Linked DNA regions of Homo sapiens: region 1 is linked to region 2. Evidence: read pairs that join two places in POLR2A ChIA-PET (ENCODE). Cell type or tissue: IMR-90. All regions are shown on one strand. Links, peaks and the distances in the headings refer to the core of each region. The heading gives the core; the rest is flanking DNA.

Evidence for each region. ChIA-PET counts read pairs that join two places held together with the same protein. Peaks named below come from ENCODE experiments on the same cell type or tissue, not always from the same donor. Only the 100,000 strongest peaks of a DNase experiment are listed, where the experiment ranks them.
Region 1: POLR2A ChIA-PET joins it to region 2 with 6 read pairs; 7 of 35 experiments call an interaction of 5 or more read pairs at or near these places.

The regions. Positions count from the first base shown.
Region 1 is chr5:136,037,563-136,040,482 of GRCh38, reverse strand. All of the region lies in intron 2 of TGFBI (transforming growth factor beta induced), which reads right to left. Among named protein-coding and RNA genes, the nearest start is that of TGFBI, 10 kb to the right of the region's middle. In IMR-90, for the core only: no CTCF peak of the experiment used is centred there; a DNase peak (open chromatin) is centred at 1,662; H3K27ac peaks cover 543 bases.
Region 2 is chr5:136,139,388-136,142,307 of GRCh38, reverse strand. The region is part of intron 1 of SMAD5 (SMAD family member 5); the gene reads right to left. Among named protein-coding and RNA genes, the nearest start is that of SMAD5-AS1, 6.0 kb to the right of the region's middle. In IMR-90, for the core only: no CTCF peak of the experiment used is centred there; no DNase peak of the experiment used is centred there.

The DNA of each region.
Region 1 (2,920 bases), core at 222-2,721, 100 kb after region 2:
ATGCACAAGCTAGATCCCTTACACGCACAGTTCACAATAGTATTCGGACTGCTATGAGAATCTAATGCCACTGCTGATCTGACAGGAGGCGGAGCTCAGGCAATAATGCTCACTCCCTGCCACTCAACTCCTGCTGTGTGGCCTGGTTCCTAACAGGTCACAGACTAGTACTGGGAAGGTGCCTAAATTAGGGAAGGCACCTAATTTAGAAGAAAGTTTCAAGGAAGGTGCAAAGAGATAATGTCAACCCAAAGTCTATGTGTAGGGATGTCTGGGAGGCTCTCCACCAGTCCCTTCTAACATTTTTACTCAAGATTGGATAGAGAGAAGTACTGAGTTTTCTCTCCCTAAAATAAGTTTCCAAGAAGTTAATATAATTTAAAACAACCACTGCACTTCACGGATTTGGCCGGCTGCTCTGGCCGTAAATGCCTGGGGATTAATTATACTCGAGAAGTCGTTGGAACAAGGAATGGCCCTGTAGGCCAGTCACCTGTGACTGAAGGTAAACCATACAGGGCATCATAGTTTCCGAGAGGAATGGCAGAGCAAACACAGACCCATAACGTCTAGACATCTGACATGGCCCATGGACTGCTTGCCTGGGATGGTTTGCTTTCTGCCCTCCTGGTCTTGGAAACACAGCTGAGCTGATTCTGAAGCCTCCCAATAGAAAATCATGGCTTGCTTTAACCTACTGTCTACCAACAAAGGCCTCAACCACTACAGCCCTCACCAGGGGCCAGCCTGGTTGGTGATGAGGACAGAGTCTTCAGAATGTGGATGTACTTTATTTGTGGCAATCTGTATGCAGCATGTGAGGGCATTTTGGGCACTCCTGGAGGCTGACTGTGTCTCCTCAGTTCCCAAGCTCCTTGTCTGATGAGCGGTCTTGGGGATCCCCTTTACAGCAGGGGGTGAGCAACCTGGAGAAGGTTGATGACCCTGAGACAAAGGCATCCTTCTCTGATGCTGAGGAGGCCTTGTCTCTGGGACCCACAGCCACAGGTTTGAGGCTGTAGACAGAGACCTGGGGCAGTTTAGCCAGGTCCTACAGGCCTGCTCACTTGTTCACCTCCTAAGTCGCTGACACTAACTGCCAGGCTTGATACCCCCTGGGGGCAGCAAAAGGAAGTGGACAGACCTCCTCAGCTTACCAGTGAATGACTTTGACCAGGTTGCATAAAAGTCTTTTGAGCCTGTCTCCTCATCTGTAAATGGGCTAATAATCATATTTATCTTATAGTGTGATTGTGAGAATTGAATGAACTTACATATGAGAAGCACTTAACAGATGCTTACTGTTTACTAAGTGGTCAGTTGTGAAGCTTCTAAAGAAACTCCAGATATAAACCTTAAAGTTGAAACTATGTTAATATCTTCATTGAAAGCAATACCCTACATGAGACCATTGATAAAAGTACATTGAAATAAAGAAAAATGCATCTATAAGTCAACAAATAAGGCCTGTGTTGGCTTCCCATTGCTTTCTGTGACAAATTACCACAAATTTAGTGGCTTGAGATCATGCAAATTATCTTACAATTCCAGAGGCTAGAGTCAGAAATCGGCCTTATGGGGTTAAAATCAAAGGCTGCATTCCTCACAGAGGCTGTAGGGAAGAATCCATTGCTCGTCCTTTCCAGCTTTGAGAAGCTGCCTGCATTCCTTGGCTTGTGGTTGCATCACTCAAATGTCAGCTTTCATCATCACGTTGCCTTCTCTGACTCTGATCCCACTGCCTCCCTCTTTTTTTTTTTTTGAGATGGAGTCTTGCTCTGTTGCCCAGGCTGGAGGGCAGTGGTGCGATCTCAGCTCACCACAACCTCTGCCTCCTGGGTTCAAGCAATTCTCCCGCCTCAGCCTCCTGAGTAGCTGGGATTACAGGTGTGTACCACCATGCCTGGCTAATTTTTGTATTTTTTTTTTTACTAGAGGGGGAGTTTCACCATGTTGGTCAGGCTGGTCTCCAACTCCTGTCCTCGTGACCCGCTCGCCTCAGTCTCCCAAAGTGCTGGGATTAAAGGCGTGAACCACCAGGCACAGCCTGCCTCCCTCTTTTAAGTACCCTGATGATTATATTAGACTCATCAAATAATCCTGGATAATCTCTCCCTCTTATGATCCTTAATTTAATCACACCTGCAAAGTCTCTTTTTCCAGTAAGGGAATATATTTACAGAATTAGAGATTAGGATGTGGACATTTTTGGGAAGTCATGTTTCTACCTACCACAGGGTCTTACCCCAGGTGGCACATAGGTTCATGTAAATACCCAACAGAATAAAATTCCTTGTCAGCTAGTCAGCCTCCTAGTTTACAGAATGGGACAGAACCCTCAGGAAACACTGCCCAACAGAGGCGTTTGGTCGATCTCCGCTGTTTGGTGTATGTCCAATCTCAGTGCCCCCAGAGCAGATTATTCAAGAGATCCCAGCTGGCTGCACAGGGATATGAAACAGGAAAGGAGGCACTAGTATGGGTCTGGGGTCTGCTTGGATGACTTCTCACCATCTTCTTTTTTTTCCTCTTGGGACCAAGGTTGTGGGATATAAGGGAGGAAAACGACAGCTCTTCTTCACCTTCACGTCAGCTGTCCCCAGTGCCCTGCCCAGAAGGACACCTACTGAAAAAGCCCTGCCAGCTGATGGAAAAGCTCGACCATGCACCAGCTGATCTCTTTAAAAGTTAAATCTTTAAGCATTAATGCAGTGCTGAAGGAGTATTAATATTTTTGCCCCTGGGCAAAGGAACACTTGCTACTAGAGAAACAGGAGTGCTCTGCCAGCTCATCTTGGCTCCAGAGAAGGGCTTCGCACTTGTGAAATGTGTTGCTCGTGAAACAATTTCAAGACTTTTGGAATGAATAGCTGCCACCCATACCCGCTAGCTCCTCCACCAGCCCTCCCTATGCCACGTT
Region 2 (2,920 bases), core at 175-2,674:
GCATCCCTTCTTCGGGGAAGTCTTCCCAAACCGTCCTGGCTAGAAGTCCCCCTCTTATATGCTTACCGCATCACATACTCCTACTTTGTAGCACTTACCACACCTATGTTTTTACATTTACCTTTCAAATCTGTCCCCACAAGAATGTAAATTCCACGAGAAGAGCTGTATCTGTTTTCACTCATCACTGTAAGCCTAGTGATACATATGCTCAATAAATATTTGTTTAATGAAAGAAAGGGTTTGTGATATTAGCTCTGGTGGTGGGGTTAGGTGTACTTTTCACTTTCTGCTTCATCTAATTCTATATTTTTTAAAATAAACATATTTCTTGAAGAGTCAGAGGAAAAACAGGTTTCAAAATTAAAGTGCAGCTATACCTCAGCCATATTATGAACCCTTACTAAAGAGAGGATTTACATTATCATGAGTCATTCCTGCTTCAAAACAATTCTCTCTAATATACTTGGGGTTATACAAATTTGGAGGTTGAAACTAAGAAAAATCAAATCAGAAACTAGGTACAAATACTTCCATAACTATAGTACTCTAGGTTAATCAACAGAAATACAGAAATGATTATCATAAGGTACACCTACTTCTTTAAGTATATGTGCATTAACTGACTCAGCAGCTATAACAGCCATGAATCATTAAACACTTATTGAGCACCTACTAACTAGCAGACATTGTAGGACATGCAGGGGTTTATCAGCACTAGCCAAGGGTGAAGGAATAAATGAGAAGGCCTTTTTCTAAGTCCCATACAAAGGTACTATATGAGTGAAGAGTGGGAATAGCAAAAATGCAAACGGGACAGAATCTCCCTTCACAGAATAACGTAGCACGACAGACACCAAACTATACCCCTATATGTAAGTACAATGAGATAAACTCAAGTTACTAGAGGAACACAGAGAGACAGAGAAAGGGCATGTAATCCAGGTATCTAGCACTTTTCACAGTGTGTCCTGTTACTACAAATGAGCTGTTGCTCCTCAAAACAATGAAATCAAACTCCAGAAGCATTATTCCTGCTCCCAATAAATATTAGTAAGAACTCATTCTTCAAAAGCATTTATCTTCCTATACTGGAATGTCTTTTGAACCTCAGATATTACAAATGCCATTTTCTGCTTATACCACTTTTCTTAATCCCTGGCCACTAATTTTTAGCTCTATCGTTATTTAAGTCTCAGCTTTAGCTCTCATCCCAGATACCTTCCCTGATCACCCCATAATCCTATATAGAGTTTCCCTAATCTCTAATCCAATACTATGTTCATTTTCTTCACTGTATTAACTGATTCATAATAATTTGTTCATTTACTTTATTTCTGTCTCTCGCACTAGAATATAATCTTTAAAAAACAGTACCACATACATTACAATAACTTGTCAAATTCATTCAAGTCATTCATCCAAAAGAATATTTATTAAGATAGCATTTTAGGAGCTGGGAATATAGAAGTGAATAAAAGGAACCAAAACACTTGTCTTCATTTAGCTTATATTCCAGCAGAAGGAGGCCAACGAGATATAGTAAATGATATGTTTGTTAGGTGAAAAGTGCTATAGAGAAAAATTAAAACAGGGGAAGGTGGACAAGAAGTCCTGGAAGAGAGGTGTAATTTTAAACAGGGTGGCTGGGCTGGGTCTCACCAAGAAGGTGCCAACTGAGTTAAAATGTTAAGGAAATAAAAGAGTGAGCCAACAGGCATATATCTAGGGGAAAACCATTACAGGTAAAGGCAACAGGCAATGCAAAGATCCTAAGGTAGGAGCATGTCTGGCATGCTTCTGGCATGAAGAGCATATACTGGCTAGAAGACCAGTATAGCCTGAGAACACAGTGTACGAGGGGGAAAAGGTAAGGAGTGGGGTCAAAGAGATACCAGAGAGCCAGAATGGCCATGCTGGATATAAAGGCTTTAGCTTTTACAGTACTCTAAGGAAACTGTGAACTCAGTGGAGAGCTCTGAGCACAGACATGATAGTTCTCGACTTACACTATTAAAGAATTATCCTGGGCCGAGGTGGGCAAATTACCTGAGGTCAGGAGTTCAAGACCAGCCTGGCGAACATGGTGAAACCCCGTCTCTACGAAAAATACAAAAATTAGCTGGGTGTGGTGGCATGTGCCTGTAATTCCAGCTACTTGGGAGGCTGAGGAAGGAGAATTGCTTGAGCCCGGGAGGCAGAGGTTGCAGTGAGCCAAGATCATACCACTGCACTCTAGCCTGGCCAACAAAGCTAGACTTCATCTCAAAAAAAAAAAAAAAAAGAGTTATCCTGGGCCAGGCGTGGTGGCTCATGCCTGTAATCCCAGTACTTTGGAAGGCCAAGGCAGGAGAATCACTTGAGCTCAGCGGTTCAAGCCTAGCCTGGGCAACATAGTTTTTAAAACTCCATCTCTACAAAAAAAAATTGTTTTTAATTAAAAAATTAGCCAGGTGCAGTGGCACATGCCTGTGATCCCATCTACTTAGGAGGCTGAGGTGGGAGGATCACTTGAGCCCAAGAGGTCAAGGTAGCAGTGAGCCAAGATCATGCCACTGCACTCCAGCCTGGGTGACAGCACAAGACTCCGTCTCAAAATAAATAAATAAATCCTGGCTGGTATGTTGAGAATAAGCAGGAGGAGGGGTGGACAGCAATGATAAAAGCAGCGAGACCAGTTCAGAGATGCAGTAATCTAAGGGAGGGGAGAAGATGACGATGGCTTACAACCAGGGTGATAGCAGTGGGGTGGTGAGCAGCAGACATATGAAAGACAGTAAGCTTCCTGATGAAGGAGATCATGGGGTGTATGAGAACAAAGGAGTTAACAATGATTCCAAGGTATCAGCCTGGACAACTGGAAGAATGGGGTTTGACATCAACTGATTTGGCAAATGCAGATAAGAAAGCTAAAGGAAGA